Linked DNA regions of Homo sapiens: region 2 is linked to region 1. A link is an interaction called in ENCODE POLR2A ChIA-PET data of the cell type or tissue named here. Cell type or tissue: PC-9. All regions are shown on one strand. Links, peaks and the distances in the headings refer to the core of each region. The heading gives the core; the rest is flanking DNA.

Evidence for each region. Peaks named below come from ENCODE experiments on the same cell type or tissue, not always from the same donor. Only the 100,000 strongest peaks of a DNase experiment are listed, where the experiment ranks them.
Region 2: POLR2A ChIA-PET joins it to region 1 with 11 read pairs; 2 of 35 experiments call an interaction of 5 or more read pairs at or near these places.

What each region holds. Positions count from the first base shown.
Region 1 is chr3:162,293,184-162,298,183 of GRCh38, reverse strand. No RefSeq gene overlaps it. Among named protein-coding and RNA genes, the nearest start is that of OTOL1, 800 kb to the right of the region's middle. RefSeq lists an enhancer at 2,216-3,415. In PC-9, for the core only: no CTCF peak of the experiment used is centred there; a DNase peak (open chromatin) is centred at 2,633; H3K27ac peaks cover 1,844 bases.
Region 2 is chr3:162,714,678-162,725,769 of GRCh38, reverse strand. No RefSeq gene overlaps it. Among named protein-coding and RNA genes, the nearest start is that of LINC01192, 580 kb to the left of the region's middle. RefSeq lists an enhancer at 2,210-3,171. In PC-9, for the core only: no CTCF peak of the experiment used is centred there; a DNase peak (open chromatin) is centred at 5,869.

The sequences.
Region 1 (5,000 bases), core at 1-5,000:
TTATCCTTAGTGCTTAGTTAGCACAGTGACTAGCAAAATAAATATTTGTAGAATTATTTTAAATCAGTGAATAAATTTTGGACATCCTAACCCTTGAATCTTTTGACTACCTACAAATTTTCCAACTTTTTGTAATTCTGAAACTCAGATGGATATTGTTAACTTTGTCTGATTCTGTCTCTGGGAGTCTGTAACTAATTTCTAGCCCCTCTTGTTTCATATTAGATTGGGTTCCTTGATAAACAGTATTAACTGCAGTTGATAGAGAGTCTGCAGTTTCCAGAAACCATAGTGACCTACGGTTTACAAGATCATGATCTTGTAAAGAGCTATTTCTTTTATATTAACACATGCCTGAAATAGAACTGGAACTTTGTGACACTCCTGGAAACTTGACTGTTGTAAATGTGGGTAGCTCAGGAGAACAGGGAAAGTGGGTTCAGAGAGAAGCAGTACTACTTTTATCCTACAGTACTTTTCCCATTAGAACTTGCTGTTTTTCCCATCTCTTCTCTTCATATCCTCGAAATTTTCTTGATGCAACAGTGTAGAGCAACACTGAATAGCCAAGGATCAGTTACATTAATAATTAAATGCAAATTATTTATACTTTCAAGATTTACAATTAGTTACATATACCCTACCTTTCTTTTGGACTAGAAATCATGCAAATGAACCTAGATAATCTATAGACTTTTTAGACATTTAATAACCTCAGCCTTATCTTTTGTGGCATCAATTATTCATCATTGTATTAAACGGATGTTAGATTTTACACATATTGAGAGATTTTAACAATTTTAACGCTTCATTATTTCTCTCTCTCTGTCTCCCTCTCTCTCTGTGTGTGTGTGTGTAATGAATCTTGTGTTTGAAGAGATTTTTGGATTATTTTATGAAGGTGTTTATATTTTTAGCTCAGAAACTGTGGTTCTCAAATGAGATATTTGAGCCTAGAAACTATGGTTCTCAAATGTGCAGTAAGGTTCTTTGGAGAACCTTATCTCTGTGTCTCTGTCTTCTGGATAACCAACAACTAAACTTTGAAATGAAATAACTCAGTGGCCTCCAAGAATTTGGAACATAGAGGAGATAAATATATTGTTATGAGTGGTACATGAAACATGAAGTCGAATACTGTAATAGAATCTGAGTGAATAAAACTTGGATTGGAATATCAAGAAAACTTTTCAAGAAAGACTATTGTCACAGATTCTTAAGAGTCATAGTGAAGGAGGTAGAAACTAAAGTCTACAATACAGAGCATGCTAAAAGATGTGCCTTATTTCTTTGTTTACTTTGTTTATCTTGCCCTTTGGGAGGAAAAGAAAAGTTCATAATATTGCAAGGAAATTTAGACCATAAGAAACATCCAGTTTCCATCCTGCTTCACAGCAAGGAATGCATTTAGACGTATGTGAGAACCATTCAGTGTTTCAACCTCAGGCAGAGAGCTTCTGGACAGCAAACAGAGAAGAAGCTGGAAGTACAGCAGGGGTAGCTATTTTTTTCACTTGTTCGGACATGACAATGTTTATTTTTAAAAGCCAACAAACACTGCATGACAGTATTCTGTCACCTTGGGCAAGTGCACATTTCATAGTCCCAGGTATCCGCCATGAAGTCTGGATCTCTCTAATGGATTGGAAACTTTTTGAAGAAGGTCAAAACACTCTTTATAAAAACAACAACAACAAAAGTCTAATTCTGTTCCAAAAATGAAAAGAAAGATAAGGACAAAAAATGATACTGATTTATTTCACTAACTTATATTCATTCTAAATTTCTAACTTCAAGCTTTTTAAAACTTAATTTTCCAAGGCCTTGCTCTAAGTAAGTGTTCAATAAGTATTAAATAAATTACATAGCAAATCAATATTGGGAATATTTTAATAACACATAGAGTATTTTATAGTCAAAGACCAGTTACATCAATAATTAAACAATATTCACCGATGCCAAAGTGTTTGAGACTCCTAACGTAAGGCAGAATTAAACATATTCCCATTTATTAAGTGTAAAAATTGGAGCATGGAAATATTTAAACTAAGTCATGGTGTTTTCTTTCAACTCTTTAGCTGGAGAATGTCCTAGTTAAAAGTGTAAAGTAAATGAAGTTTGTCTTCCTTTCTCATGCTGCTCTTTCAGAACAATTTTCTATACAAATGCCTGCCCCAGACACCATAAAACTTAAATCCTACTGTTTTTGTTTTTGCCTGGAATTTTCATTTTCATGGATTTGAAATCTCTGCCCTCCACTTTTCTCACACCTTTAAAATATATTAAAGCTTTGCTTCATGTATTCTGGGGCTCCAAAGAGGTCAGTGTGCTAAACTAATCCTGCATTCACTAGGAAGGGGACAGCTTTTTGAAGCAGTAAGTATGTCTGACCTTATCTTTGATAAACCTTTAATTATTTAGCCTAGCTACCAGGCAGAATGTACTGAATTGTTCATTCTAAATTTTCACTGATGGGTTCGTATGAATGCCTCATAAGAAATGTTTGTGTTTAATAACGAAGGGCAGAAGTGAGAGGTTTAAAAGGTTTATTTTAGCAATTACCCAGGGGATTTCCTGGCCAATTTTATGTTGTCTTATCCTGTTACTCACCTAAGATATGCAAGCAAATTCCTAGGTTATCAAGTCACAGGCTACTGCTGAAGGTCTGAAGAGCTAGTCATCGGGTCCGCACCATAAAAGCAAGCATAAAATCACAAAATCATCTGCGAGAAATTATGTGGATTTAACATGACCACGCATTTTTTTGACACTTCTTGCATTGAAAGGTGGTGGCTGTTCTTGAGTCTAGGCTGGCTGGTAACTGCCTTCAATAGCAGAGTATAATAAGTAAACTACTGCTGTGAAGCTCGTGGCCCTGCCTTTTAGGGTAACAACAGATTCTGCTTTGGTCTTTTGGAGCTTTGAGCCACCATTTAAAATGTCTTTCTACCATGATAGAGTAATCTGTGGCACACATTTCTTCTATCCCCAACAAGATACCAGGCATTTGAGCGAAACTGGCAGGGACCCACTAGATGAGCTCAGTTGTTAGCTGAATAGCACCAAATTATATCTGCCATGCTACATGGGGAAGAACTATAATCCATTTGGACTTATCCCAATTTCCTTGCCCACAAAATATACAGAAAAATATAAAATGGTTATTATTTTGAGCTACTAGTAAGTATGAAGACAGTTCAGTATGCAATTAAAACCTTAAATGAGAGAATGCATTGTGTCATTTTCAGGAGACTGGGTAATCTGTTCTTTGTACCTACCTGGAAAAGTTCTAATCTTTTTCAAAGCGATTCATACAAATCTGTGCAGAGCTTGAGATATCTCCTGACATCATACTTAGAAGACTTTGCACTAAGGTCTTCTAAATGACAAATCTCTTTAAATGACAAACTTCTAGTCATGTCCTTTGAACAAATTATAGCATTAATAAATACAAATATTATATTTTTGATTATCCAATTGCCTAATGAGCAAAAAGAATTGTTGTGAGGGATAAAGTTAAATAATATACATAAACTTCATTTGCACAGTATAAAATACAATCCACAAAAAGTTACCACCATACCACTACTGTGAAGATTTTATGAATGCCCCTCTCCATGAAAAATTTTAATCTGGAAAATTGTATTTAGCTTGGAGCCAAGGGAATGATATTGTTATGAGAAAAGCACTATTTAAACAAATATCTTTAAAAAAAAAGAAAACTTTCAAATAGATCTGAAAAAATACATTAAATTTTCTTTAAGATATAATTGATATACCTTAAAAATGACCTCTTAAGGTGTAACATTCAGTCATTTGTAGTATAGTCACAAAGTTGTACAGCTCTCACCACTAATTCTAGAAGATTTTAATTACCCAAAATACACCCTGTAACTAAATGTTATCTTTTAGAAATAATAGAAACGGTGATGATAGTAATAAGAAAAAAAATAATTGAGGACAAATCCATATATTCCAACATAACAGAAAATAAATTAATGAAGTTGCAAGCTTGGAAGAGACAGAACCTGTGTGCAGAAAAAAGCTAACACAGCAGGCCTGAGAAACTATCATTGAAAAAGTCTGCTTCAAAGTTGGCCCTTGGTTTCCATCTGAGAACTGGACTGGTAAAGTTAACGACACTGATATAAAACTTTCTCTAATTGATGAGAGTGTATCACTGTGAATAAACTTTTTATAAAAATGGCATGATTTATGCAACACTTAATCTCCTTCTGGGAGTCTAGAATTTTGGTGCATGATAACCAAAGTGCCTACATGGCTGTCCCAGTAAAAAACTTGGATGCTTAAATTCTACCAGATATAAAAAGAAGATCTAATACCAATACCCTTGAATGTCTCCCAAAAAATAGAGGAGAACAAACTCCTCCCTAACTCATTCTATGAAGGCAGCGTGATCCTGATACTGCAAGCTGGCAAAGACACAAGGAAAAAAGAAAACTACATACCAATATATCTTATGAACATAGCAGCAAAAATGCTTAACAGAATACTATCAAACTGAATCCAACAGATCATCAAAATGTTAATTCACCATAATCAAGTAGGCTTAATTCCTAGGATGACAGGTTGACTCAAAATACACAAATCAATAAATGTGATTCACCACATAAACAGAATTAAAACAAAAAATTACATGATCATCTCAATAGATGTAGAAAAAGCTTTTGATAAAATCCAATACCACTTCATGATAAAAACCCTCAAGAAACTAGACATTGAAAGAACATACCTCAAAATAATAAGAGCCATCTGTGACGAACCCACAGCCAACATCATACCAAATGGGAAAGCAGTGGAAGTATTCCCGTTGAACTGAAACAAACCAAGGAGGCCCACTCTCACCCCTCATATTCAACATAGTATTGAAAGGGCTAGCCAGAGCAATCAGGCAAGAGAAAGAAATGAAAGGCTTCCTAATTGGAAAACAAGAAATCAAACTATTTTTCTACGTGGAAAATATTATTCCATACCTAGAA
Region 2 (11,092 bases), core at 3,540-8,539, 420 kb before region 1:
TCGTCTCGGAAGCTCCTAGACCAACACCGACACCGAGCTTTAGGTAACTCTCACAGTGAAGGGTAAGTCCATCCCCTTCTTAATCAATACGAAGGCTACCCACTCCACATTACCTTCTTTTCAACAGCCTGTCTCTCTTGCCTCCATAACTGTTGTGGGTATTGAAGGCCAGGCTTCTAAACCTCTTAAAACTCCCCAACTCTGGTGCCAACTTAGACAATACTCTTTTAAGCACTCCTTTTTAGTTATCCCCACCTGTCCAGTTTCCTTATTAGGCTGAGACACTTTAACTAAATTATCTGCTTCCCTGACTATTCCTGGACTACAGCCACATCTCATTGCCGCACTTCTTCCCAATCCAAAGCCTCCTTTGCGTCTTCCTCTCATATCCCCCCATCTTAACCCACAAGTATGGGACATCTCTACTCCTTCCCTGGCAACAGATCACATGCCCATTACCATCCCATTAAAACCTAATCACCCTTACCCTGCTCAACGCCAATATCCCATCCCACAGCACGCTTTAAAAGGATTAAAGCCTGTTATCACTCACCTGTTACAGCATGGGCTTCTAAAACCTATAAACTCTCCTTACAGTTCCCCCATTTTACCTGTCCAAAAACCGGACAAGTCTTACAGATTAGTTCAGGATATGCGCCTTATCAACCAAATTGTTTTGCCTATCAACCCTGTGGTGCCCAACCTGTACATTCTTTTGTTCTCAATACCTCCCTCCACAACTCACTATTCCATTCTTGATCTTAAAGATGCTTTTTTCACAATTCCACTGCACCCCTCATCCCAGCCTCTCTTTGCTTTCAGACTGACCATGACACCCATCAGTCCCAGCAGCTTACCTGGGCTGTGCTGCTGCAAGGTTTCATGGACAGCCCTCATTACTTCAGCCAAGCTGTTTCTCGTGATTTACTTTCTTTCCACCCCTCTGCTTCTCACCTTATTCAATATATTGATGACCTTCTTCTTTGTAGCCCCTCCTTTGAATCTTCTCAACAAGACATACTTCTGCTCCTTCAGCATTTATTCTCCAAAGGATATCAGGTATCCCCCTCCAAAGCTCAAATTTCTTCTCCATCCATTACCTACCTCAGCATAATTCTACATAAAAACACAAGTGCTCTCAAACCCCAACCCCTTCTACAAAAAAACAACTCCTTTCCTTCCTGGGCATGGTTGGATACTTTCGCCTTTGGATACCTGGTTTTGCCATCCTAACAAAACCATTATATAAACTCACGAAAGGAAACCTAGCTGACCCCATAGATCCTAAATCCTTTCCCCACTCCTCTTTGCATTCCTTGAAGACAGCTTTAGAGACTGCCCCCGCCCTAGCTCTCCCTGACTCATCCCAACCCTTTTCATTACACACAGCTGAAGTGCAGAGCTGTGCATTCTAACACAAGGACCAGGATTGTGTCCTGTAGCCTTTCTGTCCAAACAACTTGACCTTACTGTTTTAGCCTAGCCCTCATATCTGCGTGCAGTGGCTGCCGCTGCTTTAATACTTTTACAGGCCCTCAAAATCACAAACTATGCTCAACTCACTCTCTACAGCTCTCATAACTTCCAAAAGCTATTTTCTTCCTCACACCTGATACATATACTTTCTGATCCCCAGCTCCTTCAGCTGTACTCACTCTTTGTTAAGTCCCACAATTACCATTTGCCCAGGACTGGCAAATTAGCTTTACTCAACATGCACCGAGTCAGAAAACAAAAATACCTCTTAGTCTAAGTAGACATTTTCACTGGATAAGTAGAGGTCTTTCCTACAAGGTCTGAGAAGGCCACCACAGTCATTTCTTCCCTTCTGTCAGACATAATTCCTCGGTTTAGCCTTTTACCACCTTCCCTTCTCAGAATTCTGACCTGTCCTTGGAATGCTACAAGGTACAGCCCATTTAAGCTCCTGTATAGACACTCTTTTTTATTAAGCCCCAGTCTCATTCCAGACACCAGACCAACTTGGACTGTGCCCCAAAAAACTTGTCATCCCTACTATCTTCTGTCTAGTCATACTCCTATTCACTGTTCTCAACTACTCATATATGCCCTGCTCTTGCTTACACTGCCAGTTTACACTGTTTCTCCAACCCATCACAGCTGATATCTCCTGGTGCTATCCCCAAACTGCCACTCTTAAATCATCTTTGCTGGCAGGACTATGCTGAATCTCCTTAGGCACTCTCTAATTAGATGTCCTGGGTCCTCCCAATTCTTAGATCTTTAATACCTGTTTTTCTCCTTATTCCGTTTAGTTTTTCAGTTCATACAAAACCATATCTTCTAACAGTCCCACAATATCACCCCTTACCACAGAATCTTCCTTCAGTTTAATCTCTTCCACTCTAGGTTCCCATGCCACCCCTAATCCTGCTTGAAGCAGCCCTGAGAAACATCGCCCATTATCTCTCCATAGCATCCCCCAAAATTTTTGCCATCCCAACACTTTACCACTATTTCGTTTTGTTTTTCTTATTAATATAAGAAGACAGGAATGTCAGGCCTCTGAGCCCAAGCTAAGCCATCATATCCCCTGTGACCTGCACGTACACATTCAGATGGCCAGTTCCTGCCTTAACTGATGACATTCCACCACAAAAGAAGTGAAAATGGCCTGTTCCTGCCTTAACTGATGACATTGTCTTGTGAAATTCCTTCTCCTGGCTCATCCTGGCTCAAAACCTCCCCTACTGAGCACCTTGTGACCCCTACTCCTGCTCGACAGAGAACAACCCCCCTTTGACTGTAATTTTCCTTTACCTACCCAAATCTTATAAAACGGCCCCACCCCTGTCTGTCTTTGCTGACTCTCTTTGCTGACTCTCTTTGCTGACTCTCTTTTCGGACTCAGCCTGCCTGCACCCAGGTGATTAAAAGCTTTATTGCTCACACAAAGCCTGTTTGGTGGTCTCTTCACACGGACACGTATGAAGGAAACAATGTAGTGTTAGTGTCTCTAAAAAGACTAACACTTTTTGTTTTTGTTTGTGTTTTTGCCTGTTATTCCTTCTCTTTATCAAAAATTTTCTCAAATACCAAGAATAAATTTTTGGAATAAATTTCCAAATAATACTTTTTATTTTAAATTTTCTTTTACATGAAAAATATATGTACATTGCAAATGGAAATTTGGAGTCCAAGGATGTAGTCACATCTCACTGTAACTTCAATCTGAAATGTAGTCAATCCATAAATTTTCATTTATTCTGCTGACTTGCATTAATCAATAGAATATTTATGCCTTAATGGCATGGTTATGATCTTTTTTATATATTCCTTTACTCTACCTTTCTGGTTTTCAGCTCTCTGTTTCTTTTATTAAATTTCTACAACTTTCAACTTTATCACCTATTTATGTAACTATTCTGTGGCTTAGATTAGTTTTTCACTTTTTGTCTTATTAATTACCCATTTAATATGTGAATATCTTAACTTTAATATTACGTATTTCGGAGATAATTTCATTCAACTTAACTTCGTTGTACTTTGAAGGCTGATAACAGGAGGCTTTTTTTAAAATTTAAGTTACATTTTAGAACATTACTATTGTCTTTTTTACATATGGTAATGGGACTGTATAAAAATGAGGCCTCTGTACCTTTTGCTGCCTCATGGAAAGTTTATACAGTGAGGAATTACAACCAGAGCAGCTTAACAGTACTCTAAACTTGTATATTTTGCATCAATGTCTTCATCATTGTTTTCCTTGACAAGCATACCTTCCTGGTGACATGTAGATTTCAAGGAAGTAGTTTTGTTGTCTGTTGCCTTGTCCACAAACCCTATCACAAAAGTGCTATTAGCAGAAGCAACAAGAAAAATAAATGGCCTTGCAAATAGCTCTTGTGTTATTTATATCACTACCAGTTTTAGCCAAATATTGAACTAGAAGTGTCTCTGTTTATCATGGAAATTAAGATACTTGAAAGACTGTTCTCTGGTTTTGCACTTTTTGCAAAAGCTTTCTCACCAAGTTCAATGCACTGCGGGAACTCACTCAAATATTTTAAACTGTCTTGAAGTTTAGCTTTGTTGTATTGCTTCATTAGGAGCAATAATGAGGCTTGAATAATGTCACTTGCTAATGGAGTAAAAATATGAAACAACAACAGCATGTCCTTCTACCCCCTCCTTATTCTTAGGGCAATAAACACTGTTTTAAAGTTTTAACACACAGGAGGATATCATATATACACTAGGTCAGGTTTCTGATGTGGTTTTTCCATTGTTGCTAATGACAGCTTGCTGTTCAAACTGCTTTTTATCCTGTCAGTATTATCCCGTAATAAAAATTGCCTAAGTTTTAGCAGTTAAAAATGTGTGGTCTAGGTTATAGGACATCAAATATACAGTTAGAAATGCTGAAAACATTTGTGACCTCAGTATCTGATTTCTAGCTTTTCTCTTGAACAACATTTGGTCAGGAAACTGAGACTATGCCTTACATTCGTACAACCTCTTGTCTTTTTAGTTTTCTTTCCAAAAAATATCAATCAGGTTTCAAGAGTGCTTTCTAGTTTTTGAAAGAAATTAAAAAGTCATATCTAAAAATAATTCTTGAACTGGAAATAAATTTAAGTGATTTATTTCAACTCATTTTTATAGAGTAGATTTCTATCAATTTTCTTTTTCAAATGTAATTCATTTGAATAAGTAAACTTAGGTGTTCAGAAAAAAATGTATTTTCTTTTTTTTTTTTTACTTCTCAGTAAGTTAAACACATGAATGATCAAAGGCAAACGGAAATATATTACACATTCTGAAGTTTAACATCCCACCAGGATCTTCACAGGAATATTTTAATTATAATAAGTTTTGTGATCATTACATCTAATCCCTTTCAACTTTTCTGTTGCTCTTCCTTGTATACTTGAATAAATGCCAAGTAAATTTCATCTTTGAAGAAAAAAATATAAAAATACTTAACTGATTTCAAGTTATATGTGGATTATTGAAATCATTTAACAGCAATTTAAGCTGTTTGTAATCAGATAAGAAACTATGTCAGCAACTTAATTGGATTCAGGGAATTTGAACAGATTTTCTGTGCAGGGTCGCTAAGCATAATGCTAACAGTGGGCTGGAGCTACTCCAATTTATTCACTTCTGTAAAAAGAAGACTTCCTAAACCTGGAAAATAGTAGAGAGGGCCTGCTAGGATTTACAGCATTATATCCTCCATCTTATTATATTTCTGGCTTTTGTTTTGTTGATTTGATGTATTTATCAAAAATGTTAATCATTACATAGCTTTATCAATCATCATTTAACATGAACATGAATTACCCCAAAACAGCTTGAATCCTTGAAGATATCTGAAAAACCATGTTAATAAAAATAAGACTGTATATTCAGGTCTGTACATGTGGCTCATAGAAGGGTTTCAAATATGTAATTACCTGCAGAGGAATAGACATCAATTTTCAGGCTCTAGATGTTAGTAATTAATAAAACATGGCAGTAGACATTACTTTAACATATTATAAATAAAAATACATAGCACATATATGCATACAATATACACAGTGCATGTGCACATATTTGCTGTCTAAAACAGTATATAAATTCAAATCAAAAAGATGAACAGGGGTACTGCTGGGGTAGGCAATGGGAGTAAGTCTCAGCCCAATCTAGAGATACTGGGAAGTATTTAATGAAAGAGTGGATACAATATAAAAAAAACAGAAAAATTGTTAACATTAACACAAAACCTCATCCAAGCAGTTCAAAGCAACAGGAGAAAACAGAGGGCAATATCAAAAAAGCAGGAGACTGCATTTAAACTGCCCTAGTAGGTTTGAATCCTGACTCAACCTCTAAGCTGTGACATTTTTGGCAAGTTCCCAAGATTTATAAGTCATGGTATCTTAGTCAGCTCAGGCTGACCAAATAAAATGCCATATACTAGGTGGCTCAAATAACAGAAATTTATTTCTCACAGTCCTGGAGGGTTGGAAGTCCAAGATTAAGGCATCAGCTCATTCAGTTCCTGGTGAGAGTTCTCCTCCTGGCTTGTGGAGAGCCATCCTCTAGCTGTATTTTCACATGGCTTTTTCTCTCTTACTCATCTTATGACACTAATCATATTATGAGGGCCACACACATAATCTCATCTAACCCGAATTACCCCCAAAAGGCTCCATCTTCAAATACTATCATATTAGGCACTAGGACCTCAATATATGAGTTTGGGGGGACACAAGCATTCAATCCGTAATAATATCCTCCTCTGAAAATGGCATCAAAGAGTCCTTGCTTGGATTTATGAGGCTCAGAACATAGCAAATGTGGTGATAGTGGAAGCATATTCTTCGGTGGTGCTGCTGCTGCTTTACTGTGTGACCATCATTTGAAGGAGTCAACAACTGATTAAAATGGCATGATTCTCACTGGTTGAGTCTGTAAGACCAAGAACATGTATATGCCAATGGAATATGCTAGAAGATGTATAAGGAAATTGCAAAGAAGGACCATACAAAACATTTTGAACTCTTAGTTCATTATTTATTTTGAGGATATGGATGTAGTGGTTATTTAATTGAGGATTCAGCTAAAAAAGGCAAACAGAATTTCATTAGCAAAAGTGCTGGAATGCTGTGTTCTTTTCATCCTTACACCAACTGAGAAGACTTTGGTGAGGAACAATTAACAAAACTTTTTATATATCTCTAGATATTGAAAGCCACAGAAGTGAGTTTTAAACACACCTGAGAGTTATAAAGATAAAAGAATATTATTATTTTCATGAATTCACAGAACTGAGAGGAGGGCAAAGTGTCATGTTTTCTTTGGACCAGATGCACAACCACAAGAGAATATGCCGGTTCTCAGGGGACCTCACCCAATTGAACTAGGACTGAGAAACCTACGTTGAGTTTCCTGTTAAGCCAAGGCTGAGTTCTGGGAAAAGGAATCATAAAAAGTCAGCTGGAGGAGACATCAACAAGCAAGCTGCAGGTGGAACTGCCTGGGGGATGGGGGAGGGATCCTCTGAGAAACAGAGAAAATCCCTCAATAGAAAAGTCAGCATTCAATATCTGCCAATTTGAAAGAGGGCCAATATCAGATCAAAATAGAATTAGGCTGCATCTCTTACCCCAAATTACCTGCACTCTTAATAAACTCTTAATGAGTGTTATGGGCTCAGAAAATGAAGCTAGGGCTTAAGGAGGGAGTTGGCAAAATAAGGAGACAAACTGACTTTTTTTTCTTAGCAAGTGCAGACCTCCAATCTTGAAGCAGCATTCAGTGGGAGAAGAAAGAAAGCTTTAATTTTGTTGAAGTTGAGAGTCGTGATTATCACGGTAACTCGGAATTTCATCTCAATAAAAGAAATTTTGAGCCTTGGAAATACCTGAAGACCTATTGGTGATTTTGTCCCAGAAGCACACAGAACCAAGCTAATGAGTATGTTTGAAGGGAATGGAAAAAGAAAAATTTGCCCTATGACTTGCATATTGAGACCAATATGTTTAACAAAATAGTTACTTTCACTCGTGTCCATGTGAAGAGACCACCAAACAGGCTTTGTGTGAGCAACAAGGCTGTTTATTTCACCTGTGTGCAGGTGGGCTGAGTCGAAAAGAGAGTCAGCAAAGGGAGATGGGGTGGGGCCGTTTTATAAGATTTGGGTAGGTAAAGGAAAAAGGGGGATTGTTCTCTGGCCGGCAGGAGTGGGGGGGTGGGTCACAGGGTGCTCAGTGGGGGAGCTTTTTGAGCCAGGATGAGCCAGGAGAAGGAATTTCACAAAGTAATGTCATCAGTTAAGGCAGGAACAGGCCATTTAAATATCACTTCTTTTGTGATTCTTCACTTACTTCAGGCCATCTGGATGTATACATGCAGGTCACAGGGGATATGATGGCTTAGCTTGGGCTCAGAGGCCTGACATTCCTGTCTTCTTATATTAATAAGAAAAATAAAACATAATAGTGTTGAAGTGTTGGGGAGAAAATTTTTGGGGGTGGTATGGAGAGACAACGGGTGATGTTTCTCAGGGCTGCTTCGAGCGGGATTAGGGGTGGCAAGGGAACCTAGAGTGGAAGAGATTAAGCTGAAGGAAGATTTTGTGGTAAGGGGTGATATTGTGGGGTTGTTAGAAGAAACATTTGTGGTGTAGAATTATTGGTGATGGCCTGGATATGGTTTTGTATGAATTGAAAAAAGAACGGAATAAGACAAGGAGAAAAACAGGTATTAAAGGACTAAGAATTGGGAGGACCTAGGACATCTAACTAGAGAGTGCCTAAGGAGTTTCAGCATAGCCCTGCCAGGAAAGATTACTTAATTACTTTAAGAGGGAGTTAAGAGTGGCGGTTTGGGGATAGCATCAGGAGATATCAGCTGTGATGGCTTGGAGAAACAGTGTAAACCGGCAGTGTAAACAAGAGCAGGGCATTTATGAGTAGTTGAGAATGGTGAATAGGAGTATGACTAGACAGAATATAGCAGGGATGACAAGTAGTTTTTTTTTGTGGGGGGCGGGGCGCAGTCTAAGTTGGTCTGGTGTCTGGAATGAGACTGGGGCCTAATAAAAAGGAGTGTCTATACAGGAGCTCAAATGGGCTGTACCTTGTAGCATTCCGAGAACAAGCTTGAATTCTGAGAAGGGCAAGTGGTAAAAGTATTATCCAGTCCTTTTTAAGTTGACGGCTGAGCTTGGTGAGGTGTGTTTTTAAAAGACCATTAGTTCACTGAATACTAAGAGTCTGAGAAACTGCTTGGGTGATTTGACTAATAAAGGCCGGTCCATTATACGTCTGTATAGAGGTGGGAAGGCCAAATCGAGGAATTATGTCTGACAGAAGGGAAGAAATGACCGTGGCCATCTTAGACCCTGTGGGAAAGTCCTCTACCTATCCAGTTAAAGTGTCTACTTAGACCAAGAGGTATTTTAGTTTCCTGACTCAGGGCATGTTGAGTAAAGCCAATTTGCCAGTCCTGGGCAGGGGCAAATCCCAGAGCTTGATGTGTAGGGAAGGTAGGGGGCCTGAATAATCCCTAAGGAGTAGTAGAATAGCAGATGGAACACAGAGAAATTATTTCCTTAAGGATAGATTTCCACGATGGAAAGGAAATGAGAGCTTCTAAGAGGTGGGCTAGTGGCTTGTACTATAGCATAGCCTGCCTTTGCTGGAGTGTGGTGATTAGGCCTGGTGGAACTGCCATCAATAAACCAAGTGTGATCACAGTGAGGAACAGGAAAGAAGGAAATAGGGGGAAATGGGGTGAATGTCAGGTGGATCAGAGAGATGCAGTCATGGGGGCCAGGTGTGGTATCAGGAATAATGTGGGAGGCCGGATTGAGGTCCAGGCCAGGAACAATGGTAATTGTAGGAGACTCAACAAAGAGTACAGCTGAAGGAGCTAGAGATCAGAAAGTATATGTGTCAGGTGTGAGGAAGAAAATAGAGTTTGGAAGTTATGAGAACTGTAGAGAGTGAGTTGAGCATAGTTTGTGATTTAGAGGGCCTCTAAAAGTATTAAGGCAGTGGCAGCCACTGCATGCAGACATGAGGGCTAGGCTAAAACAGTGAGGTCAAGTTTGGATAAAAAGGCTACAGCGCACGGTCCTGGTTCTTGTGTAAGAATTCCAACCGCACAGACCTGCACTTCGGCTGTGGGTAATCAAAAGGGTTGGGATGAGTCAGGGAGAGCTAGGGCGGGGGCAGTCTCTAAAGCTGTCTTCAAGGAATGGAAAGAGGAGTGGGGAAAGGATTTAGGATCTATGGGGTCAGCTAAGTTTCCTTTTGTGAGTTTATATAATGGTTTTGTTAGGATGGCAAAACCAGGTATCTAAAGTCGAAAGTACCTAAGCATGCCTAGGAAGGAAAGGAATTGTTGTTTTGTAGAAGGTGTTGGGGTTTGAGAGATCAGTTGGACATGATCAGCAGAGAGAGCAGGTCTGTTTTCATGAGAATTATGCTGAGATAGGTAACAGATGAGGAAGAAATTTGGGCTTGACTGAAGTAATGGGAGCTGTCTGTGAAGCCTTGCAGCAGTACAGCCCAGGTAATTTGCTGAGCCTAATGGGTATCAGGGTCACTCCAAGTGAGAGGAAGAGAGGTTAGGATGAAAGGTGCAAAGGAATAGTAAAGAAAGCATGTTTGAGAGCCAGAACAGAATAATGGGTTGTAGAGGGAGGTATTGAGGATAGGAGAGTATATGGGTTTGGCACCACAGGGTGGAGAGGCAAAACAATTTGGTTGATAATGTGCAGATCCTGAAGTAACCTGTAAGCCTTGTCTGGTTTTAGGACAGGTGAAATGGAATTGTAAGGAGAGTTTATAGGCTTCAAAGGCCTTGCTGTAGCAGGTGAGTGATAACAGGCTTTAATCCTTTTAATGCGTGCTGCAGGATGGGATATTGGCGTTGAGTGGAGTAAGGGTGATTAGGTTTTAATGAGATGGTAAGGGGGTGCATGATCGGTTGCCAAGGAGGGAGTAGAGGTATCCTATACTTGTGGGTTAAGGTTGGGGGATATGAGAGGAGGATGCAAAGGAGGCTTTGAACTGGGGAAAAGGGCGGCAATGACGTGTGGCTGCAGTTCAGGAACAGTGAAGCAGATAATTTAGTTAAAATGTCTTGGCCTAATAATGGAACTAGACAGGTGGGGATAACTAAAAAAGAGTGCATAAAAGAATGTTGTCTAAGTTGGCACTAGAGTTGGGGAGTTTTAAGATGTTTAGAAGCCTGGCCGTCAATACCCACAACAGTTATGGAGGCAAAGGAAACAGGCCCTTGAAAAGAAGGTAATGTGGAGTGGGTAGCCTTCATATTGATTAAGAAGGGGACAGACTTACCTTCTACTGTAAGAATTACCTTAAAGCATCTGTGATGGTCCAGGAAGCTTCCAAGGCAATTGGGCAGTGTCGGTCTTCAGCTGCTGAGCCAAGAAGATCTGGGAAGGAGTCAGAAAGCCTTGGGCCAGAGTTCCAGGGGCACTGGAAGTGACTGCCAGGTAAGTTGAACAGTTCGATTTTCAGTGGGGTCCTGCACAGATGGGACATGGCTTAGGAGGAATCCCAGGCTGTGGGCATTCCTTGGCACAGTGGCCAGATTTCTGGCACTT